Regions from separate parts of the Mus musculus genome. Here region 2 is linked to region 1. A link is a loop called in an ENCODE intact Hi-C map of the cell type or tissue named here. Cell type or tissue: left cerebral cortex. All regions are shown on one strand. Each heading gives the region's core, and the rest is flanking DNA. Links, peaks and the distances in the headings are about the cores only. Region 1 holds the start of Adra2b (adrenergic receptor, alpha 2b). Region 2 overlaps Kcnip3 (Kv channel interacting protein 3, calsenilin).

Region 1 (14,836 bases), core at 2,515-10,514:
ACCAGGCAAACTGCAGAGGCCCCTTGTTGGCACTCTGGCCACTAGCCATGCTTCCACTTTATTTGCAAACATTTCTGCCTCATATCTGCACCTCCTTACCAACCTAGTGGTTCTCAGTTGGGCTCAGAGAGATCAGGAATGGGAGATAAAGGAATGGGAAGAGAGATGAAGAGCAGAGAGATGGAAACTGGAGCCAGCACCCACTCCCTCCATTGGCTGTGTGGGCCTGGGTGAGTCCAGAGAACCAAGGTAGCAAACAGAGGTGTGCCTAGCCCAGGACCCGGCAGACAGTGGTTGCCAGCAGACCTTTCCTAAACACAGGCCCATTACTCCTTGACTCTGCATGTATAACAATCCCTTCAGTAAGACGTTGCAGTACACATGTTCTTGCAGAGAACCCAGGTTTGATTCCTTGCACCCACCCATAACAACAACAACGATGACAATAACCACAAATCTGTAATTCCAGTTCCAAGGTATGCAATGCTCTCTTCTGACCTCCGTGCCCCTCCCCCAACATGTACGTGGTACACAGACATTCATACAGGCAAGACACCCATACACTTTTCTCTTTAAAAAAAACTAAAACAAAACTGGTAGGCTAGGCTACCTGGATGCTAGATCCAGCTCTTGCCATCATGTGTGTCTATGTAATTCCTCCTGAGGCAAGTGATCTTCCCTTTCTGGGTCCTCAGAACTGGGCCCTCAACAGAGTTGCCAGAAGCAGAAAATCTGAAGCACAGTTATTACCTCTTAGGTGTTTGGTGTCGATAGCAGACATGAATAATCCATCCTAGCACTGCTGCCTATTAAATCCAACTGGCTCCCAGCCTCAGAGGCTCCATCCTGTCAACACTACTGAAGGAAGGCTGTCATCATTGAGAGAGAGCAAATCCTTCAGCCTGGATGTGATCGATGCGTGGTTCCTGGCTTCAGTTGGGTGACCCGTGTCTCAGTTTCCTACCTTGTAAAGTGACCTCATATAGAAAGAGTATGTGGATTGAATGACAGTAGGATCTAAATTGGCTTGCACTAGAACTGTTTAAGTCCGACTCCACCTCCATTCCCAGAGATCAGTGGGATCCACTCTCAGGCCCTTGTAGCCCCTTAGCTGACAGAAAGATATGTGATCCAGCAGGGCAATCAGGGGCTTGACCTGTGGTCACTGCACCTTCCTGAGTTTTATCTCCCTGAGGATAAGGTAGGTGAGTGCCTGTATGAGGGTCTAGAGACCTTAGAGCTGGTTGCCCTGCTGGGCAGGAGCTGAGGGCAGGGCAGGACTTTCTTGTTAGATTAGCAACAGATGCCATGTCCACTGATAGCTGTGGACACACTGGCATTTTTAATGATTGGCCCTAGCAGATGCATGGGCCTAAAGAAAGTAACGGAGTTGATGAAAGTATAGATTTTGAGGATGTGGGAGCAGAACGTCCCTGTATCCTAGATCACTCACTGCTCCTCCCTCTGTCCTTTCCAGCGTGGCATTTGCCAGGGGCCTTGACCCTGATGCTGCCCTCCTGCCGCCAGCCTGATGGCTCTTCCCCTGCTCATGGAGCCAGGTCAGCCCAGCTTGGAACCCAGGGGCTGCCTCTTCTGCCCTTTCTGTGGCATCAGAGCATAGCTCGTTTCTTTTCTCACTCACAGAAGACTTGGGGCTTCAGGGCACCTCACAGGCTCCCAGTTTGGAAAGCTGGATGTTGGTTTGGGATAGCTGAAACAAAGCCTTCCTATCTGCTCCCCTGGCCCTAGCCAAACACAGCTGCTGTGTATCCACCACTCCACAGTGGCCTGCCTCCCACTGCCTCCAGCAGCACCTCCCCCACCCCACTCGTGACCACGCGGCAGGGGAGTTCAAAGATGTCTCCCAGATCATCAACTCTACGTGGCCTTCCTCTGCCCCAAACACTTCTCTGTCTTGCCTCTTGGTGCATTCCTGCTCCAAGACCAGATCCATCACAAACGTCACTTCTACGGAAGTCTTCTTGTCTCTCCCTTAGAGGTCAGCTGGTCCTAGTGGCCTGAGCTGAGTAAGAATGCTGCCTGTGAGGATGAAAAATGCAGACAGGTGGGGCAGAGGGGAGAGCGAGCAAGCCCTGGGAGGGAGTCATCAGGCTCATTAGGCTGACGCTCACGGAATGCCAGGAGTTACCTAACTTCTCCAGTCAACCTTTAGACACAGGACTTGACTTTACCTAACTTCTCCAGGCAACCTTTAGACACGGGACTCAGCTTGCTTATTAAAAAATAGCCTTTATTGATAAAATAGCTCAGAGTCTTAGAAACACCTATATGTCACAACAGGGGGCTTGGGTCCCATGAAGCATACACAAGATCAGCCAGCAGATGGTTACAAATCTGCCCTGCTGCCAGGCAGTGGTAGTGTACGCCTTTGATCCCAGCACTCGGGAAGCAGAGGCAGGCAAATCTTTGTGAGTTCAAGGGCAGCCTGGTCTAAAGAGTGAGTTCCAGAGTAACCAGGGTCACACAGAGAAACCCTGTCTCAAAAACAAACAAACAAACAAAAAACAAAAACAAAAAACCAAACCAACCCCTCAGCCACACCCCAAATCAATGTCCTAGCCTCGAAACAGCAACCAACCAAGGACCAAGCTATTCATCCTCTCCAAGAGGAATTCAATTTAGGACCCATCTTTGTCTTTACCCGAGAAAACTCCCTTAGCACCTTCAAAATCTGATAAACCCACCCTGGGCTAATAGCCTGTGTAGCTTGTAGCCTGCATGGCTCAATCTACCCCTTCCCTGAGGCTAAGAGGTCTATTGCCCAAAGCTGAAGTCAGGCTGCTTGTGGGGAAGGCCCAGATGCATCCCCAGTCACTCTGGGGAGCAATTTCTAAGTCGGGGAGACAACCAGGAGGTAGAGACACCCTAGTGCACAGCTGTATCGCCATGAGGGTTCGTAACAGCTAATGAGACATCCTTCTGAGCTGGGGTCTCCTTCTGTCTCCAAAGGTGTTACATGGGGTTCAGAGAGTTGTCTGGGACCCCACAGAGGGTGGCTATCCCAGGAGTCCACAGGGCCTTGGCTGCCTGTTCTAGCCCCAGCACCCCACCTGAGGATCTCATCTCAGACTGCTTCCTTGATGTAAGTATTTTTAGCTTAGGAAAACGATTTGCCTGCTCAATGACAAAGAGCTTATCCCCTAATGGGGTTGGGGCCAAGCCACTGAAAACTCTGTTACAGGTAACAGATGGAGAAGCTGACAACAGCATAATAACTCAAACCTTTTCAGGCACAAGAAAGCATTCTCAAAGAAATTCCGGAATTTGAAAGAGTGACTCCGTGCACCTCAACCCACTTCCAGTTTGGGGTAGGAATTCACACACCCCAAGCACAGAACAAAAGTCTACAGGAAGGCTCACAGTGGTAAACACACAGGAAAGGGATTTTTATATCACCAGATAATCACATTTGCTGGCTCTCTAGCGCATTTCCCCCATGGAGCTCAAAGCTCTCTGCAAAGCCTTTCATCTCCCTGCTGCAAGTAGGCGGCAGGCAATTGTCACCCTGCTCTCTGCGAGGTTGAATGCCAGTGATCAGGACCTTAGTGAGGTCGAGGCCAGGATTCCAGACCATTCCACTGAGGCATCCACGTGCCCACTTGCCTCCCAGAGGGATGCTGAGTGAGAAAACAACCCATGCTTCTAGCCTTAAAGACGCTACAAAGCTTAAAAACAAAACAAAACAAAACAAACAAAAAACCCAGCAACCAGCACTAGACCATAACCAGCCACCGCAACAGCCAAGGAGAACCACAGGTGCTCAGCACGGCTGAATCCTCTTCCTTTTGTCCTCTTTCTCAGCATCAGGTCCTCCTGGGAAATGTAGAAGATGGGCTTCCGGCTCTTTGAAAGGCATGAGGAAGATCAAGGCTGGGGATATAACTCGGTTGGTTGGATGTTTCCCTAGCATGCTTGAAGCCCCGACTTCATTCCCCAGCATCAGGTAAACCAGGTATGGTGGTGAGCATTGTTACTTCTCATGCTGGAGAGGTAAGCAGAATCTTAAGATCAGCCTCAGGCTGCATAGCAAGTCTGAGACTGGTCTGGGCTACATGAGACCCTGTCTCAAAAAAAAAAAAAAAAAAAAAAAAGAAATGAAATGAACAATAAAAGAGAAGAGAAGAATATGATGAGAAAGAAAGAAAACCACCACAAGTGGCCTGCCAAGGCACAGGGGGTCTCCAGGAAAGGGAAGCCTGCCTGTTGGCTTACAGGTGGCTGGGAGGGAGGTATTCTAATCAGCCTTGGCCACGTTCGAGAAGGTCCAAGCTACCCTTCCTGAAGAGAGAGCAGGGAAGAGGTATCCCACAGTACAGTCAGCAAGGGAAGGTTTCAAATGAGCCCCTGGGAACAGCACATTTGTCCTTTCCCCTTCAGGGGTGTCTGAGGATGAGGTCTGCAAATGGGCCCCAGGGAAATGGTCACATAGACTGCGGAGGTGGCAGACTACCACCGGGTGGTCCTGGCACTAACCCTGCCTGGCACTGGCCCGGAGCAGGCAGGCTCACCAGCCAGTCTGGGTCCACTGCCGGCAAAGGATCCTTCGAAAGGCACGGCGGAAGTCCTGGTTGAAGATGGTGTAGATGACAGGATTCAAAGAGCTGTTGCAGTAGCCAATCCAGAAGAAGAACTGGAAGAGGCCATGGGGTACCTTGCAGTGCTGTGGGCAGATGGCCCCCAGGCTGTAGCTGAAGAAGAAAGGAAACCAACAGACCACAAAAACACCAATGACCACCGCCAGCACAAAGGTGAACCTCTTCTCTCGGCTCAGCTGTGTCCGACGGCGCCACCACTGCCCACTGGCCACACCCACATTCTTGCTCAGAAGCACCTGGCCACGTAGCGTGGCCAGCACCCGGGAAGTCTGAGGCTGCTGCAAGGGTGGGTTGAATACTGAGGCAGGAGAAGCTGGCAGTGTTTGGGGTTCACATTCTTCCACCTCCTCTTCATCCTCTTCAGCTCCCTTCTCTGCAGTTGCCCCACTAGTCCCCTTCTTCTGGTCCTGGACTGATCTGGGCAGGGCAGACCAATTGGGTGGCAAAGCCCTGGCTTCGGGATCTTCAGGGGTCTCCCCCTCCTCCTTCTCCCTTGGAGGCTTGGGGTGTCCATTAGCCTCTCCGACAGAAGATAGAGGAGAGACCAGGGTGGGCACTTTAGCCGAGGCTGGAACTCCCCCGGCGGCCGGATGGGGCTTCTTGGACTCACCCTCCCCAGAGCCCCTCTTAGCTCCGAGACCTCTGCAGTGGCTGCGTTTGGCAATTACATAGATTCGCAGGTAGACGAGAATCATGATGAGGCAGGGAGCAAAAAAAGATCCGATGCTGGAAGCCAAGATGTACCAGGCTTCTTGGTTGAGCTCACACTGGGGGAGCCCGTGGGGCTCTGGGCGCTGGTCGCCCTTGTAGATGAGGGGCGGTAGAGAAATGACGGCTGCAATGAGCCACACGGTGAGGATGATGCATTTGATGCGGCGTGGAGTGCGCTTGGAGTTGTACTCCAATGCTCGGCTCACTGCCCAGTATCTGTCCAGACTGATGGCACACAGGTGCACGATGGAGGAGGTACAGAAGAGCACGTCTAGCGCCAGGTAGACCTCGCACCACGCACGCCAGAAGTACCAATAGCCCAGCAGCTCGTTGGCCAGAGAGAAAGGGATGATAAGAGTAGCCACTAGGATGTCGGCTGCTGCCAGTGACACCAGGAAGAGGTTTTGTGGTGCACGGAGAGAGCGGCTGGTCAACACAGCCAGAATTACCAGCGCATTGCCGAAAATGGTGAAGAGGATGAGAAAGGTGATGGCCGACGCGATGGCGGCGGTGGCCTGCACCGAGTAGGGCTCCTGGTGGACCATGGCGGGGCCGGACATGTCCAGAGAGAAAGATGCTGGCCAAACTCACAGTACGCAGGAGAAAGCGCCACCCTAGCTCCGCTACTGTTGGGGGCCGTCCCCCCAGGCGGTGCAGATGGCTCTGGAGCACCGTAGCCTGGCCGGAGGTCCGGGGACACCCAGGACCATCTATCGCTCTCTTACGTTCTCTGCCACTGGTGCCCGGCGTCCCTGCAGTCCGCCCCAGAGAAGTTTTCCAAGTTGTCTCACTGCCGTCCCGGGACCAGAGGAAAGTCGCGCCGTCGTGCGGCACAGCTGCAGGACTCACAGAACCGACTGGGGAAGCGCACCCTGCTCTCGGTAAAGGCGCTCTCTCCCGGAGCCGCGCCTGCAGTCAGCCCTCCGCGCAGGGGCGTGAGGAGGAGAGCCAGCACCGCGGGAGGAGGGAGGAGATTGGGGGCGGGAGCTGGAGGAGGGAAGGAGGCGGGGCGGGCGATCCGACCAGGGTGGGTGGAAGGTGCGCTTTGCGGGACATGGACCTGCGACGCACATCTTTTACTCGCCCCGGGCCCCAACATCTTTCTCCTTCCCGCCGCTGCGCGGCCGAGTCTAGAGAGCAGGGAGTCTGGGGTCGTCGGCGTTCTGGGAAGAGTATGTACCGAAGAGAATCGGTGCGTGCTGAGACCCGGAGCTGGTCTGTCCCAAGGGTCCACTTGCCTTCTGTCTGCGAGTCTAGGACAGAGCACCCAGATCGATAGACTGCTTTTGTCGCTTGCAGCAGCCCGACAGAAAAGCGTGTAGGAGAGTGTTGAGCTCTTAAGCATAATAAGCCACACCTCCATCCAGCATCCCAGCAACCGAGAACCTTAGGGGCCGGACCAAAGTGGGGAGAGAGTTCCAAATCCCCTTTCCTAACGCTTCCCCACCCAAACACCACTAGGTCTAGGTCAGACTTGCGAGGTGCAATGAGTGAGTCTCTGTGCTGCGAGCGCCCTCTGCTGCCATCTGAGTGCAAGAGGCTAGGGGCCGATGTCCTCGCAGGTCCCAGACACACACACACACACACACACACACACACACACACACACACACACACACACACACACACACACACACTAACTACTCCTTGGTGAGAAGCGACTAGTGGACTTCAACCACCCTATTGCTGCTTCCTTTTTCTCCATTAAAGGCAAAAAAAAAGTTAAAGTAGGAAGGGAAAACTGGAGAGATGGATCCGTGGTTAAGAGTGCCTCTTGTAGAGAACCTGTGTTCGGTTCCCAGCAGCCACAACAGGTAGCTCAAAACTGTAACTCCCGTTTCAGGGATGGTATGCCTCTGGCCTCCACCTACACTCCCCTGAACATAGCCACACAGAGACCCATACTTTAAAACAAATCTTAAAGAGGGAAACAGCTTGACTCAAAGCGCAGGTTTGGAGAGGAGCCTCTTGACCAACGGAAAAGGAGGTCCCTCCTCCAGAGCGGTGTGAGGAGATCTCTCCATAGCTCAGAAAAAGTCAATGTGGGTGGCTCAGGTGTAGAAAGGAGCCGGCCTTGGCCGCCCCAGATGTTCATGCAGCCTATCCAGTGGGAGAACAAGTTTGAGTGCTGAGCGCTTGCTCTTGCAGAGGACCCGATTTCAGTTTCAAACCCCTTTCCATCAGCTCACAACAGAATGTAATTCTAGTTCCAGGATATCTGATGACCTCACTTGACGCCACAGGCACCAAGCGCACAGGTGAAACATAAATACACGCAGAAAAAAACAATCATACACAAAAAAATAATAAATCTTTAAAAAAAAAAACTTTGAACTGGGCCCTGCTCCACCCCCAGCCTCAAGGAGGTTTCTCCACAGCTTGTGTGAAAAGAACCAGGCCTTGTATTTACAGCTCCTAATTCTGAAGGGCACTACATAAATATATATATATGAATCCCTAAAGATGGAGTCCACTCCCAAATCTCACCTCAAGTCAGTGAGTCTACTGGACTTGTCATGGCCACCACTGTGAGATCTCAAATGTGACCGTTGGGTCCCCACAGACCAGTCTTTCCTCAACTCAGTCTCCAGATCACCATGCCTAGCCACATGGGGACACTTTGAGCAATGCCTCCCCACCTCAGGCCGAGCTGCAGCTAGCTCTCTAGTTAGGTGGGACTGTCACAACCAGAGAGGGTGGTGCCATGTAGACCAGGCTTGAAAAGGACAGCCATTCACCTGCCCCTTTGAGGCTGTAGTCTTGAGACAGGTCTTACAGACCATCACGTTGGACAGGGCTTGAGTCCACAGCCACAGGTGATGAAGAAGTCCTCGTAGCCCCATTTACTGAGAAAGGGCTGAGGGTGGTCGTGGGAGCTTGAGAAGTAGCCACTGAGGCAAGTCCCTACTTGTCCCAAGCAACCTCCAGCCACACTCAAACTGAGAGAAGACTTCACAGATGATCAACGTCAGATGGGATATTTTATGGCCCATTCTCCTTAAAGGGCCAGGTCTCCAGGATCCTGCAGGAAGAGCAGCCAAGGTTGCCCCTAATCCCACCTTACTCCAAGCCCCACTGACGAACATTCACCTTGTTCTTCCCTGAAGGGGCAACTCTACATCTACCAAGTGTCAGGACTCACCAAGTCGGGTGTCAGCCCAAGATGACCACAACTTAAGAGAGGTGCTCTCCTATCCTGCAGCTAGGAGGGCAGCAGGAGCTGTCCCAGAACCCAGGAGTGTCCCAGTCTGTGTATCATTAGTCCTTCCCAGGGTTTGTTCAGCCAGACACTCTCAGTCTCAGTGGGCTCAGCTCACGCTCCAAACTCCATATGCCCTTTGACACTCGGGTGTGGTCCAAGGACTTGTTGAATTACATCCCCACCTCCATCAGGACACCTCCTCTTTATTGCTGAGAACTGCCATGGTTGTTGGTGGGTGAAGGATGGTAGACGCTTATCAGTGAATGGCAGACTCACTGTGCTCAGAGCCATTGTGCCCACACTGTCCCAGAGTGCCATCTCTGGAAAGACTGGGAATAGGGGCAAGGTGATTTTGCATATAGGTGACATCATCTTTTTCTAAAGAAGGGCAAGCTAGCATGGAATCTAAGGAGATGTGTGACATCTAAGAGCTGAGAGAGGGGCACTGAGTCTCCTGGTGGGAACCAAGCAGCTTCTAGAGCTGCTCTCCCTGACCTCAAGATCCCTCTGGGACTGATCCCATCCTCTTGTTGAGCTACTTAGTCTCCTTTCCAAGGGACCCTTACGTCTAGAACACTACGTCATGGTTCTCAACCTTCCTAATGCTTCCACCCTTTAATACACTTTAATACAGTTCCTCGGGTTGTGGTGACCCACAACAATAAAATTTTCATTGCTACTTTATATAACTGTAATTCTGCTACTGTTAGGAATCATAATGTAAATATCTGATATGCAGGATATGTGATATATCATTCCTATGAAGTTGTTCAACCTCACCCCTACCCCAGCAAAGGAGTTACAACCCATAGGTTGAGAACCACTGCTCTATGTGGTCAACCTTCCTCATCTCCATTCCTCCACCTACTCCCATGCACAGACACTGCCCCCACTACCCTTAGGCTACATTCAGTCCCCTGGTCCCCTACACACTCTCCTTGATCCCCTTGGGGTTAGGAATGCATCTGCAGTCTGCCCTTCCAGAGCCATAAGTCACCGAGAACCAGGTCCCTGTCTGTGTCCTCTTTCTCAGTGAGCCAGGAGTGTGGACCACTTCCTAAGTTGGCAGTACTTTAAGGTGCCATTCCTCCTCAGCATCCTGTTCTGTCAAAGTCTAACTCAGAGGATCTCAGTGAATGTGGCCATACTCAGCCCACAAGGCAGTGCCTTGAGACACCTTTGACAGTCACAGCACGGTGAGGCTGCTACTGACATCTAGCACACACAGGTGAGCCACCATAGTGAAGGGCTGCAAAAAGGACTGATGGCATTGAGATCTAGAACACACGACGCACTGACTGCTCCTAGAGCCCTCCTTTCCTGCATCTAAATTCTGCGGGAGTTTCCACCCAATGATGGCACCCCGCCCCCTCCAATGCTAGGGCATTTCTGCTGTCCTGAGCCCCAGAGCCTTTGTGCTTACCCCTTTATTGACCCACCCATGTGATCTCTTACAGCTGACTCAGACCTAACATTTCCATGTCCTCCATTCCTATCTCTTCCCAGGTTCAGTTTTCAAGGTTGCTGTTCACCTGGCTTTCCCCAAGTTATGCCTCAAACCCCAAAATATGCCCAAGATTTTGTCAACTCTACAATGCCCTTCACTCTCACTTTCATGACCATGGCCAAGTCTCTGCTTCTAATCTATTTCCCATGGAATTTATACAATGTATTTGTTTGGTGGTTGTGGTGGTGGTTTTTTGGTTTTGGTGTTTTTTGTTTTGTTTTGTTTTTTTGGTTGGTTGGTTGGTTGGTTGGTTAAGTGTTTAAGACAGGGTTTCTTTGTATAGCATGGTCTGTTCTGGACCTCACTCTGTAGACCATGCTGGCCTCAAACTCAGAGATCCACCTGCTTCTGCCTTCCAAGTATCAGGATTAAAGGCGTGCACTAGAGAAAATGTCTTAAGCTTGTGTTACTCCAGGCTGTTCTTAGAAAACTCTCCCCCTGATCTATCCCTGCCAGCCTCACCCTAATACACTGGCCAGAAACTTTCTCCTTCCTGCCCCAGGACCTTTGCACTGGTGGCTCCAACCCTAGCATTTTCACAGGTAAGCACAGGCCTGTGCATGCATTCTTAGAGGGGCCCATCCTAACCAGCAGGCCGCAAGTGATCCCCAGTTCCTGTCATTTATCAATCCAACATGCCTACCTTGTTAGAGTTATCTATTCCTTTCCCTGCCTTATTCATGTTAAACCTGGTGCCTAATGGGCATTCATAAGTGCCTGTTGAATAAATCAATCCAGCAGTGAGCAACGAACACCACACAGCTGTGTTAGGGGAGTTTGGGGAGGTGGCTAAGCCACTCTGGTCAGCCTGCGGGCTAATGAGCTTCAAGACCTGGACCACCAGCTGCTCTACTGTAGAATGTGGCTTATTAAACATTCCAGTACCCAGAGTATCACGGAGACCAGGCTTTCACAGGAACACGTGGAATACCTGGGGCAGAGGTAACAGGAAAACGTTGTCACCCCCAAACAAAGGAGCCACCAGATTCAGTCAGCACAGTCTTCTGAAACTGGATTTTAAGACTGAGAGCCACATCTTCAGAACAGAGTCTGTTTCCCAAGATTGAATGAGGGGGGCAGTTCTGGGTGTATCAGTCTCAGCAAGGGCTCATGCCCCGGGATACTGTTGCTTTCCTTGATCTTGGATATAGAAGGATCATATATAGGATATATATAGTCTCATGATAGCCTTGGGGGAGTGGGGTCTCAGAGCCTAGAGTAGATCCCCTCTTCTGATCTGGTAGGACCCCTGGAGACCCCAGTTCAGTGCCAGATGCCTAGTATGGATAAAGAGATGTCACAAGACATCAGATATTTTGCCTTGTCTCTCCTACTGGACTGGTGTCCGAGAACACTTCCAGAAGCCCACTTTACTAACATCACAGCCAGAAGCCACCTCCTCCTCTATCCAAGATCAAAGAAAGGAACAGCACCCCTGGACATGAGTCTTGGCTGAGCCTGACACCCAGAAGTGACCCCCTCATTCAATCTCAGGAAATACTGTTCTGAAGCTCAAACTAGACTGAGGGCAGAGGCTGCTGGGTCCTCATGGCCGCTGAAGCAATCCCAGCACGTGACCTCCTCAGAAAATAGCAAAGGCTAAGTTCTCACAACCTTCAGGCACCACACTGCTCCGTGTCTGCTTCCTACTCTGCCACTTTGAGCAAGTCTCCATGGGTCCAGAAGCCTGGCCCTGTAGAGAAGAGGGTGTGACTCCCTGGGAGCCCTCATGGGCACTTAAATACAGGCAGCACAGCACATTGCATGAAGCAAACACCCAACTTTATTTCTACCTTTTCCCACATGAAGTGCCCTTCCTCGCTGGTTCTGGTTCCCCTTCTATCCCAAGCAGGGCTCCCCTGGCCCCCCAACAGGCTCCTGGAGAATTGAGGACTCCTGGCTCAGACCCTACCACCTACATGCTTTGTTCTTAGAAGAAACCTCATAGATCAAGGAGGAGTATGGCATGGCTGAAGGACAAGTCGTGTGACATTTGCCCTCAGTGGCTTCTAGTTGAGCACCTTGTGGGCAAAACAGTGATCTGACATTCACAAAGACTCAAGGCTGCTGTCCAGGGACTGGTGGTCTTGCCAAGGCCTCCACCATGCAGAGCTGATAAGGAACCATCTCTTGCTAGTCCAGCTTAGCAGGAGAACCAAGTGTGTTCTCTGCCTCCTGGAGAACAGGACTTAATCCCAGGGCTTCAGAACATCTTTAGAGCCAGGCATCATGGAGAGCAGGATATTCAAGGTTCCAGCCACAGGGCTTCCCACTGAGGTCCATGCCCAAGGCAGCACTTGAGTCCATGCTGGGAGCTAGTCCTCAGTTGAAGAACTTCCAGAGGCAACCAATACTGGAACCTTGCTCTTGACGGCCACTCCCAGGATCCTGTCTCCATGCCAAGCATCTTCCAGGGCTAAGGCTCAAGCCAAGAAAAGCCCCTAGAGCCTCTCTACCCCTAGGAACTCTGCAGGGTGGGGGTGTTGTGGGAAAAGAGACCAAGGAAGTGACCTGGGCCTGCTAGAGTAGCCAGTGCAGGGGATAGAAGACAGGGGTGATGCCCAGAGGGGCCAAAGACTGGACGACCTAGCTGATCTAGACAGAATACACCCTCTCCACTTGGGGACAGAAGTCTAAAGGCTCAGTCTCTGGGCACCTCTCTAATGTGACTTCCAGGTGCACAGCCTCCTGGAAGTGGAGCTAGCCTCTCAAAGGCATCTTGGATAGGTGCTGGCTTGTCTCTGGCTTCTGGAAATAGAGCAAGAGGTACAGTGGGGGCCTGGGCTAGCTGGAACTGCTCTAGAGACAAGCTGTCTGCACCTGCTCCAGGCCCCGATTTTGAAGCATCGGCTAGCATCTGAGGTGGTCTTGCCAAGGCTCCCACACTGAATGTGCTCTGAGGAGGATGCTCCCATCCTTGCTGGCTGTTACCAAGCCCGGCAATACTCTGGCCTCCAGTCCTGGAGCCACTAGGGGCAGAGCTTCCAGATTCCTCTGACAGTGCCTCGAGAAGTCTTTGTAGACGTGATATAGAGGCAGGGGTGAGGCTGCTTCCATCACTCTGGGCCTCAAACCCTAGAGCAGGAAGAGAGCAGACGTTAGGTCTTAGAACTACAAAAGAAAGCTATTGCGTGGCCTTTGGCTTTACTTAAGGGGCTATGGAGCCAAACTCGCAGAGGTCTCCGGCAGCCCACAAGGTCTGTGCTAAGGCACAAACTATTACATTTCTACTGCATACCAGTACAACTGTTGGATGTGACGATCTGTGCCTGTATCTTTGTACTGGAGAGGTTGAAGCTGGAGAATTGCAAGTTTGTGGTCAGCCTAGGTTACACAGAGAGACCAGGTCTTGAAGACAAATAGGAGCAGCCAGGACAACTGAAGTGCATTATTTTTTTCCTCATTTGGCCCCTCGGGTCACCACAAAAAGATCCTGCCGGCCTTCCTACCAACACCCCAGCAGGGCTTCTGTTAGCCTAACCGACCATATAGCTTCTCCTACCATATCTGTCTTCAGCCACCCAGCACACACCTCCCACCTACACATCTTGAACATCTCCTGGAACCATTTCTCTTCAAGCCAAGGGAGGGCATCAGAAGTTCCTAAGTGCTCTCTGGTCTGTTCACTACCAGGAGGGGGAGAACCTCTTTGCTTTCTCTTTGCTGCCACACCTAGACTTGACTGGTATAACTTTGTACGACCTCGCTGCTGCCTCATGGTCTCATCATTTCTGCTCACACACCTCCATCATCAGTGTCCGGTAACCCATCCGTGCTGTCTCCTTTAACCAGTGACCCTCCTCCTGCCCAATTCTGCTGGTCTCACAGCCATGCCCCCTCTCTGAACTACATCAGCACCAGAAACCACAGGAGTCAAAGCCTCCATTTCTAGCCATTTGTCATCCAGCAGTGACATCTCTACCCTCTGCTGGGTTGCTGTCCACCTAAGCTGCCATCATCCCTCCACAGGGACCACACCTGCAACCACCTTCTGTCCCAAGTCCCTGCCACTTCCCAAGTCCCCAGCACCATCCTATGTCCTGCCCTCTCTACCAGGTTCGGGTACTTTGTAGGCCATGCCCCTCCCACTACTCTGTTAGCAGCTTCCCCTCAGTGTGTGGAGCAGAGGCCATAGGCGGTCTCCAGATCAATACGTGGACCCAGGTCCACTCCTGAGGTCTTCCTTCCCATTACGTCCATGTCTGACCCTCGCTCCCGCCTTTCTGACTGGCCCTCCTTTCTCCTCCAGGACCTGCCCCCTTCTCCACTGTGTCATCATTTCAACACCCAAATATGCCAGTCTGTCCCCATGGTGGCAGCCCTCCCTTGGACCAGTTCCTCCCAATTCCAGTTCTCTGCTCTCTGTGATCGTCAGAGCTCCAGGCTGACCTACAGTGTCTCACATCTCATTTTCTAGTTTTAACAAAAAAGTTTGTAATATTTGATTAACTACAAGTATACATATATATCAGAGAAGGTGACATTAAAAATGATACTTAAGCCAGGTGTGGTGGCACATGCCCCTAATTTCAGCACTGAAAAAGGTGAGCTGATCTCCGGGTTAGAGGCTAGTTTCATCTATATATTGAGTTCCAGGGCAGCCACCACTACATAGTGAGACCCTGTCTCAGACTAAAAGGGAAAAGGGGGTTGCTGTTCAAAGAACTATCTAGGAAGCAAAAATCAAGTGCACAGACTGTGAAGAAATGTTTCCAAATGACATAACGAACAAAGAGATACAATTAATATTCTTTTAAACTCTTATAACTCAGCAAGGAAAATCCAATCCAACTGAGAAGG
Region 2 (14,836 bases), core at 3,964-11,963, 90 kb before region 1:
GAATAGCCAAGAGCATCCTCGAGCCGGGGTGGGGGTGGGGGTAGGGTTGAGGGTGGGGGTGGGGGTAGGGCTTACCTCTCACACCTTCCAGGAGGTGGGGGAAGCACCTTTCCTTCAGGTGCTTTAATTAACAGCTGGGATTCATGTACAGCCAAAGGACCTTGGACGTGTAGATGCTTAGTAGACTGAAATAGAACACCCCTGTATATTGAAAGACCATCCCAGACAGCAGAAATGTACAAAATGAGCACAGGACGTCAAACTAACAGTTTAGTCTCTTTGCTTGACTCAGAATAGACTACCATGCACACATGCACACGAGCATGTGTGAGCGCGCACACACACACACGTGCATACACACGCACACACACACATTGCAATGTACACAACCCCACATGCTGACCACTTAAGCGGACACATCTACCACACCACGAAGGAGGACTTCATTTGAAGGAGTGTGGATGAATCTCAGTGGGAGTCCCATGTCACATGGTGGGTTGGGAAGGGAACCCCAGCTGTGGCTGCCCCTCCTCACTCTCCCTCTCCTCTGCAGGACTTTGTGGTTGGGCTCTCCATCCTGCTTCGAGGGACGGTCCATGAGAAGCTCAAGTGGGCCTTCAATCTCTATGACATTAACAAGGATGGTTGCATCACCAAGGAGGTACTGGGCTGGCAGGCCTGCCTGCCCCTCCTCTCTCTCCTGAAGCCACTAACCTGGTGATTCTCAGCCCTGCCTTGCAGCCTTGCCACACAGCCTCACAAGTGGTTGGTTTGACCCAAACATTTTTATCTGAAACAGTCATAACTTCTTGTTTCGGAGGCAGGTTCATAAATCCATTTCCAGTTTCTCTTGGGAGTCATTGGATAGGCCCCAGCTCACTCTCTCTAGGCCCCTCAGACTCACTCACCACTGCCCTGGCAGAAAGCTTTGGCCCCTAGAGGTAACACTCAAAGGCCCAGGCATCCCTGCGGTGGAAGCAGACTCATGCAGCTCTCTGTTCCCTAGGAGATGCTGGCCATCATGAAGTCCATCTACGACATGATGGGCCGCCACACCTACCCCATCCTGCGGGAGGATGCACCCCTGGAGCATGTGGAGAGGTTCTTTCAGGTGTGTGAGCCCTGACCTTGCTGAGGGGAGGGGACAGCCCTAGTGAGTCTTCAACCAGTGCCAGTGAGGAGATGCAACTAGGCTTCCCTCCTGCCCTAGCTGATGGTCAGAGCCCCTCGAGGAGACCCAGGCCCTGTCCCAGTGAACTTTTTTGGGAATAAAGCATCCTGAGTGCCTAGATGCAGAGGCAGCTGGCACTTGCCCAGGGAAGGGACCAGTGTTTTTGTGCCTTCTGGGACATATTTGGAACAAGCTCCCTCCTTCCACCCTACCTGGTATTGAAGCTGTCTCCATTCTGGAGGGGCTGAAGGAACCAATGGTTTAGATTTTACCCTGTCATTCCATCCCTCATACGCTCTGGCTTCTGTCAAAGAGAATGCTGGGAAGCTAAGCTGAGGTAAGCCAGCAGGGAGCTCACTAAGCAAGGCCAGCTGAGGAGATGCCAAGGGCAAGGTTGGCAGGGAAGGGTGGGAAATAGAGGGACCAGCTGAACTGGAGGAACGCCCCACCTCCACCCCACAGCATCTTCAGGCTGGAGCAGGGGAAGGTCCTAAGGGGAAGGCTCACCTTGGCTATGGTTTGGGTTGCAGAAAATGGACAGGAACCAGGATGGAGTGGTGACCATTGATGAATTTCTGGAGACTTGTCAGAAGGTAGGCGGCATTAGAGGACTGGACTTGGGGCCCTCTGTAGTGTCTCTCTGTCTTTCTCTCGCTGTCTCTGTCTGTCTGTCTGTGTTTCTCTCTCTCTTCTTCCCCCTCCCCCCCTCGCACACAGGGCTCTATTCCTTAGGGCGTATGGAGGATGCCCTAAGCCGTCCTCAGGTCCCAGGTCCCACCTACTGGGAAGCTTTCGTCTTTCCTGAGTCCATCTCCCCGATGTCCCCTGAATGAGCCATCTCCCTCATTCTCCCAGTCCCCACCCCCAGAACTCTGCTCAGCTCTGCTCATGGTATCTCTGGAGAGAAGACATGGGGTCAGCAGGAGGGTGATTAGCCCAGTATCCCACCCCCCACCCCACCCCCCACACACAGAATCGCACAACAGGAAAGGTCCCCAGAGCTTCCCTGGCACTACTGCAGGTCTCCTCTCAGAGTCCGTGGGGACAAGAAATGTATTCCTCTGTCTCCCACCTCTGAACCACTCCTGGTCTCTGACCTGACTCGTAGCCGGTGTGTGTGTGTGTGTGTGTGTGTGTGTGTGTGTGTGTATGTGTGTATGTCTGTGTGTGTGTGTGTGTCTGTGTGTGTGTGTGTCTGTGTGTGTGTGTGTGTCTGTGTGTGTCTGTGTGTGTGTGTCTGTGTGTGTGTGTGTGTGTGTGTGTGTATGTGTGTATGTCTGTGTGTGTGTGTGTGTCTGTGTGTCTGTGTGTCTGTGTGTGTGTGTCTGTGTGTGTGCATCAGTGGTGGCCGGACCCTGCTCCATCCCTAGGAATGATAGGTTGCACCTTGCCACTTGGGCTCTGGGGCTACCTTCTACTTCATACCTCTGCTCCTCAGTGTCCCATCTACCCAGTGAGAGTCTCTGACAGGAATCCGCAGTTAGTCAGCATTGGGGAACCAGCTCCTGACCGACCTTTCCTTTTCTCCATACAGGATGAGAACATCATGAACTCCATGCAGCTGTTTGAGAACGTCATCTAGGACATGTGGGAGGGGACCCCGGTGGTCATTGCTTCTCAACCCAGAGAAGCCTCAATCCTGACAGGAGAAGCCTCTATGAGAAACATTTTTCTAATATATTTGCAAAAAGTGAGCAGTTTACTTCCAAGACACAGCCACCATCACACACAGACACAGACACAGACATACAGACACACACACACACACACACACACACACACACACACACACACACATGGTTCCTCTGGCTTGGCCAAGGAAGTGGCAGCCAGAAGGCACCCCCGCCTATTCCTAGGTCAATAAAAAAGGCTGCCTCTGGGATGGCCAGCCCTGGCTAGATGTTACCCACAAGGAACTCAGAGATCGAGAGGACCAGGTCTACAAAGCTAAGGTCCCTGTGTCTTTTCTACCACTCGGGAGATCAAACTACTCCCTGCCTATGGACCCATGCTCTTAGGAAGCTCCCAGAAACTCCAAGGGGACAAAGAGGGGAGAGGTCTATAGGAAGAAATGGTTTTGGAAGCTGGGCTTGCAGCCTTATGCTAATGATCACCTGGGGTCCTGGAACCTGAGTGCCAGGCTACCTACTATGCCGTGAGCTTAGATAGTGAGGGGCCATTGGACTAAGACCTCCTGTAAGAGTGGGGCAGGATTGAGGTTTTTGGAGAAACTGAGGAAACAATTTGTCCATACCACTGGGTGAAGACTGCTGGCCAGTGGGAATGTGGCTGGTGGAGATTTCCCAACTTCCAGCACCAGGATGGCCTCTCCAAGGTCCTCTTTGATTCCCTGGGGAGATCACCTGGCTCATAGACTGACAACCAGGGAACTGGGCTGAAATGGGAGGTCTGGTAGGGGGCATCCCCCTCCTTTTCCCTGGCCACTTGCCACCCAGTTCCTTAACACAGTGGATCGGCCACACCTCTGTGGCTGCCCTTGAACAGACTCATCCCGACCAAGACAAAAAAGCACAAACTCCTAGCAGCTCAGGCCAAGCCCACAAGGGAAGGCCTGGGTCCCTGCAGCCCTGATTCAGTGGCCGAGGAAGACGCTCAGACATCCATCCTGTACCTCGGAGCCTTGGGGGTCTCACAGCCCTTTCCCAGCCCAGCTCGCCAACATTCTAAAGCACAAACCTGCGGATTCTGCTTGCTTGGGCTGCGCCCTGGGGATTGAAGGCCACTGTTAACCCTAAGCTGGAGCTAGCCCTGAGGGCTGGGGACCTGTGACCAGGCAACAGGTCAGCAGACCCTCAGGAGGAGAGAGAGCTGTTCCTGCCTCCCCAGGCCTCGCCCAGAAGGAACAGTGTCCCAAGAAGCATGTTTCCTGGAGGAACATCCCCACAAAAGTACATTCCATCATCTGAAGCCCGGTCTCTGCTCAGGCCTGCCTCTGAAAGTCCACGTGTGTTCCCCAGAAGGCCAGCCCCAAGATAAGGGAGGTCCTTAGAGGAAGGACAGGGTGACAACACCCCTATACACAGGTGGACCCCCCCCCCCTCTGAGGGCTGTACTGACCCCATCTCCATCCTGACCGGGGCCTTCCTTTACCCGATCTACAGACCACCAGTTCTCCCTGGCTCAGGGACCCCCTGTCCCCCAGTCTGACTCTTCCCATCGAGGTCCCTGTCTTGTGAAAAGCCAAGGCCACGGGAAAAGGCCACCACTCTAACCTGCTGCATCCCTTAGCCTCTGGCTGCACGCCCAACCTGGAGGGGTCTGTCCCCTTTGCAGGGACACAGACTGGCCGCATGTCCGCATGGCAGAAGCGTCTCCCTTGGGTGCAGCCTGGAAGGGTGGTTCCTGTCTCAGCGCCCACCAATATTCAGTCCTATATATTTTAATAAAAGAAACTTGACAAAGGAGATGGACTCTCTCCAGCTTCATCTGAACAGTCAGTCGGCCATTCCCTCCCTGCTGCTGTTAGCCATGACTCCCGACCCACCGGTGGCTTGGAGGTGAACGTTGACAGGTGGCTTTGAGGAAACAAATGTCCAGAAATTTCCAGGATCCTAGTGTGACATCACTGAGGGGAAAAAATGTCACACATCATGGGCCTTAGGGACCTCCAGTAGATATTCTAGTGCTGGAGCCATAAACACATAAGGCTGTGGGACACAGTGGCTTTCTGAGATGTCATTTATATTTCATTGCCAGATCAGTTTTCTTCCCAATTCCAGAAATTCACTTCTGGGTGTCCTTTGGGCAAGGGAAGGCAGGCCGTATGGAAAAGGAAGCAGAGAAGAGATGCCAGCATAGCTGTGTTGGTAGCATGCTTACCCGGCATTCATAAAGCCCTGAGTTTGGGGACCAGTTTGTGTGGGGGTAGGGACTTAAAGCACCATGTGCCTCTCATCCCAGCACTTGGGAGGTAGAGGCAGAAGGATCAAGGTCATCCTTGGCTACATGGCCAGTTTGAGTCCAGCCTGGGCTACATGAGACTTTGTGTATGGATCTGCATGTGTAGCACAGGAGAGAGAGGGCTCACTTCTGCCCAGGGAGTGGTTGGAGGATGGTGGGCAGGAGGTTGTTTGTGGCTGAACAGATAGATGCTTGGAGCAGGGAGGTGATGGGGTGTTGTGGTACCTTGTCAGTGGCCCCACTGGACAGCAGATTGATGAGTGGATAATAGAACAAGGCAAGTACTGTGAGGCAATCCCAGGGGGTTGTGAGCCAGCCTTAAGCACACAGGGCAGTCAGTAGCACCGCATGCTACTCCATGACAGTCGTTGGGTACAAAGCCTATTGTGCCAGTTGGCTGTGTGACCCAGACAAGCCACATGATCTCACTGCTTCACTTTTCTCTGTGGTAAAACAAGACAGAGAGAGACAGAGAGACATGGGGAGAGAGGGGGAGGGAGACAGACACAGGAAGAGAGGGGAGACAGAGAGACAGGGAGAGAGAGAGAGGGAGACAGAAAGAGAGACACAGGGAGAGAGAGGGAGACAGACAGAGACACAGGGAGAGAGGGGAGACAGAGGGAGAGAGACAGAGACACAGGGAGAGAGGGAGACAGAGAGACAGAGGGGGAGAGAGAGAGACAGAGAGACACAGGGAGAGAGACAGAGAGACACAGGGAGAGAGGGGAGACAGAGAGACAGAGGGAGAGAGACAGAGAGACAGAGAGACACAGGGAGAGAGGGGAGACAGACAGAGACACAGGGAGAGAGGGGAGACAGAGAGACAGAGGGAGAGAGAGAGAGAGACAGAGAGACACAGGGAGAGAGACAGAGAGACACAGGGAGAGAGGGGAGGCAGAAAGAGAGACACAGGGAGAGAGAGGGAGACAGAGACACAGGGAGAGAGAGACAGAGAGACACAGGGAGAGAGGGGAGACAGACAGAGACACAGGGAGAGAGGGGAGACAGAGAGACAGAGGGAGAGAGACAGAGACACAGGGAGAGAGGGAGACAGAGAGACAGAGGGGGAGAGAGAGAGACAGAAACACAGGGAGAGAGAGGGAGACAGAGGCACAGGGAGAGAGGGGAGACAGAGAGACAGAGGGGGAGAGAGAGAGAGAGAGACAGAGAGACACAGGGAGAGAGGGAGGCAGAAAGAGAGACACAGGGAGAGAGAGGGAGACAGACAGAGATACAGGGAGAGAGAGAGACAGAGAGACACAGGGAGGGAGACAGGCAGAGAGACACAGGGAGAGAGGGGAGGGAGACGGAGAGACTGTACTGCAGAGTCCGTATTTACTTGAGCATACAACCTGACAACTGGGGTCAGGCCCTTCTGTATTCCAGAACACAGGGCTCCAAAGGCTGCTTCTGTGAACCGTGGCTCCTTTGCCTCCCTCTCCCCTCTGTCATGAGCAGCATCTTTCTTCTCCCAAAGGGTCTTCTTCATCTCTCAAGGGCACATGCCCCAGAAGAACTGACAGCTCTGACCACTTGCTCTGAGTGTGCTAGTCACACATGTCATCTTGGCCCCTAGGATGCTGAGGCAGGAGGATTAATCTATGAGTTTGAGGACAGTCTGGGCCACACAGACTGGAACTTCAATTTCCTTGACTAGGAAAAAAAAAAAAAAACCTTGATAATTTTTGATAATTGGGTTTCACTATGTAGCTCAGGATGGCCTCCCCCTCTGTGTCCTCTTAACAGATGTTTTTGTCCTTCCTGTGCAGTAGCATTTCATGTATAGAAACACAATTCACACTGATAAGCCATCAGATAAAAGGACATGTGTGATGGCCTCCAATTTCCTTGGTCACTCCAAAAGCAAGTGTGGGAACTGGCCTGCTAAGGTGGGACAGTCCACACCAGTCAGGCCACAGCAAGTGACCTAATATCCGTATGCCCCACCCCTTGTACCACTCACCTCACCATCTGACCAAAACAGAAAGAGATTCTGACCACTGGGGACCTGATTTTAGAGGGCATTCATTTCCCAGTCTACAATCTGGTTGCGCTCCCCGTATTGACCACCAGGGGGAGACAGCACCGCTTCTTGTTTCATCATCTCTGACTCAAGGTCCCAGGGGAACACATGGAAAAGAAAGTATCTGTCATTTCCTTCAAAGTCCCAAAGACATTTTCCTATTTCTGCCTCATCTTCATCGGGGTTTAAAAAAAAAAGCACCATGCATAGAGTGTATGAAGAAGCAATTCCATAAATGCATCCACAGGAGACCAAAGTGGGTGTTGGGGATAGGGGACCCATACTGTGTCCTCCTGTTTTATTAGCTAAGACACAGAGAACTTCTCACACACACATAACCACTTGGCCTTTTCTAATCTTGGGGGAAAAACATTTTGAGAACTCCCGCTATGTCTGCCAGCAGGGCCTCTATAAGCTCCAGGAGACAGGAAGAAGACAGCGGTCTACGGGGACCTTAGGAAGAAGTGTCACTGAGCAGAGAGGTAGTTCTCACAGGACTGAGCTTCAAAGCATCTGCACCCTTCCCCTTAGAGGCAGAGTTCTTTACACAGTCTCAGGACTCTTGAGTCTGACCTTTGTTCAGTGATCTGGAACCTTCAGGAACATCAGCAGCACCAGTTCACAGAGGTCCCATGACCACCCTCAGAGGCTACACAGCCGCAGGCCAATTGCAGGGCCACGTGCTCCTCCGCAGTCTCAACACCGCTCATCCGCTCATCCGTTCTGCCTGGGCTTCCACATCCTTCCTACCCAGCTCTTCCTACCCTGCCTGTCAAGTCGCAGTTCCTGAACCTAAGTGAAGGGGGACACTGAGCTGATGTGGGTGAGTGGGCTACAGTCTCTGCTGGACAGACACCAGAGGGCAGTGAAGGAAGTCCAAGGCTGTGTGGAGCTCTGAGGAACACACCCGGGCCACAGGTTGGGAGACCACACTTGTCAGGGATGATGTAAGAAGAACCTGCCTTTCCCAAAGAGCCATGTCTAGGCAAGAGCAGGCACCAGAGAGATGGTACTGCGGGGAAAGAGCTGGCTGTGTAAGCGTGAAGACATGGGTTCGGATCCCAGCATCCACGTAAAAAGCTGAGTGTCGTGGCGCACATGGACGCCAGTTCAGGAGGATATTGAGAGCTCACTGGCCAGCCAGAAGAGCCAATCAGTGAGATCAGGTTCAGTGAGAGATCCTGTCTCAAAAAACTAAAGCAGACTCCCAACCTTAGCCTCAGGAACTGTCACTTTATAAAAACTCATGTGGTCAGTGTGTCACTTAATCAAGTTACCTAGAAACTGTAATTTCCAACAAAATTCTAGATATTCAAAACTAACTCATAAGTATTTATTTTAAATTTCCCTCCATTACCATGACAGCTGCTGGTTGCCGGATATTTGATCACACTGTGAATCTCAAGATTGTGTTATTTACTGGGAAAAAAAAACTGTTTCTAGTTATGGTGTGGCTCAGCCCTTAGCACACATCTTTAATCTTTCTGGCTGGAATACAGACATACCCGTAGAACACTCCCTTAATCCCAAACAATGAAGGTAAGGTTAGTTTGTAGAAGGACGTACCCATGTTTAAAAGTGATGTCTAATTGAGTTGCAGACAAAGTGACGAATCAGAGAAAGATTTGAGAGAATAGGATATGCCCAACTCTCATGGAAAAAAAAAGAGAGAGAGAGAGAGAGGAAAGGGAAGGAGATCGTTTTTATCAAGTGTGTTTTATGGAGATGGGTTGAAGAGAGAACAAACCAGACACAGGTAAAGACAGAATGAGCCAGAGAATGAGAAGTCAGAAGGTTAGAACATATTGCTAAAGTTAGTTTAAGGCCAAGTAGAGCAATTCAGGAGCAGCTAAGAGAGAAGCCAGATTAAATTAGTCAGCTTTGGAGAAGAGTTTGAGCCAGAATAGCTGAGTTGAACCAGCCAGAGCTCAGAAAGAACAAGTTTATTCAGCAGAAAGTCTCAGAGGCTGGAAACATTCCAGGCGTAGATTAGATGGCATGGAGGTTAGAAGGAAGCTTCAAGGACGGGGACTGGGTTATCTCAGACAGAGGCAGTGAGCCCCAGAGGTGACAATTAGGGCAGGAGAGTAAAAGATACTTTTACGTCTGCCTTATCTTACGTCTTCAGCCGTCATTCAGCTTCACTGTGATGTCCCAGGAAACGTGTGTCCTGTCTGTTGCTAATTCACATGCCCTCCACCATCAGAGGGCAATCTCTGAGTAACTGTCCCGTCAGCACGTCCATGCGTGGGACCCTTAATTATACTACAATAGCTTCAGAAAAAAGGGGACACATCTTAAGTGACACTTAAGACTGAGTTGTCTTTGTCTTCCACTGAGGATGAACGTCTCGGAATGGAGACTGCATCACAGTTTTATAATTAACTGTTCCTCATGAACAGTTCTAAAAGTCAGAAATGACAGGAAATGTGTGTTTCCTGATGGGTCAACTAAATCCTAGAATAATTAACTGCACCAAGTTCTGACTGTCCCTCCTCTCCATCGAAGCATCTCTGGGAAGAGATCACTAGGATCATGCTTTCTCACAGAGGAAGGAGGAGGGGGGGGGAGGAGGGAGGGGGGAGGAAGAAGAGGAGAATAATTTAAAAATTGCAAATGTCTGTGAGGCTCAGAACTTAGGTCTCTAAAACTGCATCACTTACATCAGTGAGAGAGTTTGTCTGAATACAGATTTGTTTAATTACAGTGACAGGGGTGGTGTGTCGTGTGTGTGCTTCAGGTGCAGCATGGGAACCATGAAAGCTGAAAGCCCTGAGTAGTTCTCACGTCACTTCTGCAGTGGCCTGAACACCGACTCATTTGATGGTGCCTGTGTGTAAAGTATGGGAAACAATATTATCCTTTCTGTGCAATCAAACATAGACCCTGCGAGTCTATTCGCCTGCAGAGGGAGAGCCTGTGGTTCACAGAGAGGAGAATGGCCACCAACACTCAGAGAGGGTGTGGTCTAGATCCAGAGCCAGCGTGGCCAGAAGTAACCTGTGTCTGAGGAGGACCAAAATGCAAAGGAATCTCCTTCCCATAGCCTACCCCACACTCACCCACTACCCCAGAATCTAACGAAGGACAAGTGTTGAGCAGCCCCTGCCTGATGCCCTCTTCTTGGAGGTGGTGGTACCACAAGTGGACCATACAACCCACACCTTTCTCCATCTGCTGCCAGACCTGCTGAGGGTGTCAGTCTTCAGACTTGGCTCCCAGGCCATGGCTAGACACCTTTGTTGTGTCCTCTTCCCGTAACCAAGCTTACTTCTCACCTGCCCCAGCCTCACATGACTCTGCTCGGGGCCTCCACTGTTCAACTCCTTTGAGCAACTATGAGCACCATGGAACTATCAATCCAAAATCCACATCTATTCTGAGGGGTAAAGCTAGTCCAAGATAAAGTAATTAGCCCCTGAACCTGTAACACCGATCCCTCCACAGTACTGCTGCGTACTGAGTCAGTCTCTGTAGATGCTGCTTCTTCATAATCCTCTAGGAGTGTCTCCCCTGTCCCTCTCTAGTGGGGACAAGGAAAAGCCTCCTGACAGTACTGGTCGGTGTACTCTCCTGGATGGTTGTGATTGGCTGGGGGGGGGGGCGCTTGAAGTGATTACAGCTGAGGCCCAGGTAGCCCTTAGCTGGAATGCTGGGGAAGGAAGCTGTCACAGTAGTGGACAGAGCCATTTCACCATTCCACAAGTGGGAGCAGATCGGGGGTGGGGGAGCAGGTCCTATCCCAGGGAGCAGGAGTGGAGGGAAGGAAGGAAAGGGGGTGCCTAACCCTCTGAGGTAAAGTTCTGACTGTATCGTAAATGCTCTCAGTGGCTGGACTTTTTCACTTCTAAAAGCCCCTAAGGGTATTCCAGTACCCACCCTCTGACACGGCCTGTTGGGACTGGATGTCCAGCGCGCTTAGCTGGAAGATTTTTAACTGCTAATGTCAAGGTCAGTGTGCTTTCTAGATTCCTGTGGCCCAGCTGAAGGGGGTGGGGTGGGGGAGCCCAGCCAACTGTTCTGTTTGTGGAATGCCTTGCAAGTGGGAGGGGGTCTAGGACCGCCAGGGTGTCCGAGGCATTCCCCAGAGGCAGCGCACCTGAAGCTGGGGGAGGGGCAGCACTCTGCCCCCAGGGTCCAGGGAGCCTGGGCAGAGTTCCAGGGTGAGGCTGAGATGCTCCCGTGTTGGGTCATAGAGCTAGCTCTGGGGACCTGCAGAGTCAAGTCTGAAAGGCCTATCTGCCTCAGCCCCCTCTCCTGGAAGCCCAGCCCAACCCAGCCCTCCTCCCTTCTCCCTGCCCTCCTCCCTGCCCTTCCTCTCCAGTGCACAGCACACTCACGAGACATCACTTTTTCCTAGTTTTGAAAAAAAAATCACTACAGTAAAACATACAGAAACTAAAAATAAGGCCCCCAAAGAGCAGGCCGACATTCAGCTCCCGACAGCCAACCAAGTTCAAAAGGTCTGGAGTTGCTTGCTTTGTTGACAAACTTTCCTAGCTCTGAGGAGAAGTTTCTTCTGGGTAGAGCAAATGTGGCTCAGAGGGAAGGGGTGCTGGCCTCAAGCCTCTTTCTCTGTCCACTCTCTGTTCCTGTGGATGTAGGAAAAGCAGCAAGACACTGGCTGAGCAGGAGATATCTTCACTGCAGGGCCCATCACCCCAGGTCCCACTCTAGCACACCACTTCATTCATGGATTGCAAGAAAAAAAAACTATCTCTGGGCTTGGAATGTAGCTCAGTTGGTAGAGTGTGTGCCTAGTGTGTACAAAGTGTTTGGTCACCAGCCTGACATAAGCCCGGTGTGGCGGTGTGCACCTCTGATCCCAGTGGCTGGAAGGCAGAGGCAGCATTGTTTGTGGGTTTATTTGGATCTGACACCATTTGCTTCTTCTCTTCATCCCAGTTCCGTTGTATATGAAAGCTGTTGTGACCTCAGGGAACATTTTTTGGCAGCACACTATTCTGGGGACCGACGCTGTCGTGAGCAAAGCAACTCTCACTCGGCTTCTCCTGCTGTGAGTTCACAACACAGATCTCTTCTGGTCCATGGAGGGTCATCTCACACACCAAACAAGCACGCAGTTTTTACAGAAGGGAACATTGTCTGGGGTATCCTCACTCAATTCAATTCAATTCAATTCAATTCAATTCAATTCAATTCAATTCAATTCTATCTGAAGATAGCACTGGACCCCAGAGGATGGGGGTCTTGGTTCCTCAGAATCTCACCTAACTTCCCATGCTAATCCTGAGCCCAAGCTCATTTTACTTAAGCATTGGACCAAAGGACTCTGGTTCCTCAGTCCCCTCCCTGTATTTGATTAATTTCATGACTGGCTCACAGACTTGAGAAATGCATAGTACTGGCTTAATGCAAAGGATTACAAATGGTGCACTGGCCTAGGAGTAGAAGCATCGGGCCTCCCTGGCTGAGAACTGTGTGATGGTTTGGACCAAATGAAGGGAGGGTCCTGGGCGCTTGGGGAAGGAGGGGTGATGGCCCAAGGCTTGCCAGATGCTTTATTGATGACTGTCAGTCAGAGCAAGCAAGGCAGATCATCCATGAGCCAGCAATGGGAACTTGGAAGGTGTGGGTCTGCCCTTGTTTTGGGCAAACAAGAGCATGGAAGTCTTTCTAGTAAGCTATTTTGTGAAATACAGGAAATGGAGAGTTTTTTTTTTTATGTGTTTAAATGTGTTTATGTGTGTGTGCGTGCTGGTGCATGTCGAAGCAGCAAAAGGCATTAGATATCCTGGAGCTGGAGTTACAGGCAGCTGTGAACTGTCTGATGTGAGTGTGGGAACCTGAACTCCAGCCTTGCAAGATCGGCAAGAGTTCTTCATTGCTGAGTTATTTCTCCAACCCTAGGGTTACTGACCCGATTTCTAGGAGCACAGAGCAAAGGTGAGATTCAATATCATTGATACACAGGAGAGAAATGGCAAGACGATGTGGTGGTGGTGTGTGCGTGCCTTTAACCACAGCACAGGAAGTTTCAGGTAACTTGTCTCCCTGAGTCTGAGGATAGCCAGGGCAACGTGGAAAAATCGTGTCTTAAGCAAACAAGCAAGCAAACAGTTTTTGTATGAGTTTCTAATGCTGTCAGCAGTACACACGAGTTCCCGTACTTCCCAATGCTGTGGATACTTAAGAGGGATTTTTGGTCACTTTAGTAGGTGCACGGGGTGTCACGCTGTGACTGTGCTTTGCATTTTCATGATGATCACGTGTTTTAGTATCTTTTCCATCCTAACGTTCTGGGTGTCTCTTCTGTGACATCATCTGTATAAATCTCTTGTCCAATGATCCATTCAGTGTGACTATTTTCACTTACCAACTTTTGAGCATTCTCTGTGGAGGCAGAAGGCAAGCCATTTGTCTGAGTTGTAAAGATTTCCTTCTACTCCCCATCTTAGATTTTCAGATTTTTTCTGGCCGAGACTTAGAGGAAGGTTGGTATGAGATTGAGTTCACGCCGTCATCTCAGCTACCTCCATGGCTCCCCTTTATAATTAGGCGTAGCTTCTTTAAGCTAGGCCGAAGCCTCACTCTGGATTCCCGTCTCCGACCAGGATCCTGAAGTGCCTTTGGGTGTCCCTAAGGTATGTGACCTGCAGCTTATCCAAAACCAGGCTAGTCATCCTCTCCCAAGCCCAACCCCCCCCCCCACAGAAGATGCATTTCCACGGGTGGCAGAGGCTCCACGGCTAAAGAGTCAGAGTGGCATGTCCTTCCCTCTTGAGCCTTCCTCTTGTCGTGGGGGACAGCCAGTTCTTCCTCCTGAACACTCCTGAGCACTTGACATCTCCACCATGAAGCACAGCCCGTGGCTCTCATCTGCTCTACTCCTCCTCCCCAGACAAACTTCCTTGATTTAGATTTCTCAAATGCAAGCCTGGCCCTGGGACCTCAGCTGAGTTCCTTCCAAAGGCTTTGTGTGCATTTAGATAAGGCCTGGGTGGTACTGATAGTCTGCTTGACAGCTCTAGGGTCGCTGAAAAGACAAAAACTTCTGGGCATGTTTGTCAGGAATTATCAAGATCAAGTTTAGTTAAACCCACTCTAACTTTGGGTGATGCCATGCTGTGGCCTAAGGCCCTGGGCTGCAGAAAAACAAAGAAAGATGAGCACCAGCATTCATCTCTTCGCTTCTTGATTGCTACCATGGTATAGCCAGCTTTCTCTGGTGTCTGTCACCACTCTTCCCTGCATGGTGATCTATTTGGATCAAATTGTGATCCAAAATGTCCCTCTTCTTCCTTAAGTTTTATGCCAGCTGTTTTGTTACAGCAGCAAGAAAAGTATGTGGGGAATTCAAGGAGCCAGCCCCTCCTATTCTCTCTCTACAAGTTTTTATAATTTTTATGTGTATGAGTGTTTTGTCTGCATGCATGTCTGTTTACTACATGCATGCTCAGTACCTATATGGGCCAGAGAGGGTGTCAGATATCTCAGAACTAGAGTTACAGCTCGTTGTGAGGCACCATGTAGGTCCTGAAACTCAAACCAGGTCTTCTGAAAGAGCAGCAGGTGCTCTCAACCACTGAGCCATCTCTCCAGCCCACCTCCTCTCTTTCTGCCAGCCGTCCATGCCACCATCAACAGTACACATGAATGTCCTGGCTGAACTCTCAAGACAATCAACAACACTGAAGAAAGAAGCAGATGTCAGTCCCTTATTGGCATGCTCTGAAGTTATTGTCCAGTTTCTAACTGTG

What was found. Hi-C counts contacts between places; a loop is a spot of excess contacts. Peaks named below come from ENCODE experiments on the same cell type or tissue, not always from the same donor. Only the 100,000 strongest peaks of a DNase experiment are listed, where the experiment ranks them.
Region 2: a loop joins it to region 1, with 13 times the contacts of the local background. A loop is called at or near these places in 18 of 42 quality-filtered maps.

The regions. Positions count from the first base shown.
Region 1 is chr2:127,354,616-127,369,451 of GRCm38, reverse strand. It overlaps Adra2b (adrenergic receptor, alpha 2b), which reads right to left and starts at 6,273. Exons shown (of 1, transcript NM_009633.4): 1 at 2,231-6,273. The coding sequence starts at 5,872. The coding sequence ends at 4,526. It overlaps Astl (astacin-like metalloendopeptidase (M12 family)), which reads right to left. Exons shown (of 9, transcript NM_001291003.1): 9 at 11,797-13,111. The coding sequence ends at 12,678. In left cerebral cortex, for the core only: a CTCF peak has its summit at 6,812 (motif pointing left); DNase peaks (open chromatin) are centred at 5,452, 6,289 and 6,836; H3K4me3 peaks cover 868 bases.
Region 2 is chr2:127,446,258-127,461,093 of GRCm38, reverse strand. Kcnip3 (Kv channel interacting protein 3, calsenilin) reads left to right here. Exons shown (of 9, transcript NM_019789.4): 6 at 554-661; 7 at 1,007-1,111; 8 at 1,702-1,764; 9 at 2,706-4,596. The coding sequence ends at 2,753. Among named protein-coding and RNA genes, the nearest start is that of Fahd2a, 9.1 kb to the right of the region's middle. In left cerebral cortex, for the core only: a CTCF peak has its summit at 7,152 (motif pointing right); a DNase peak (open chromatin) is centred at 7,158.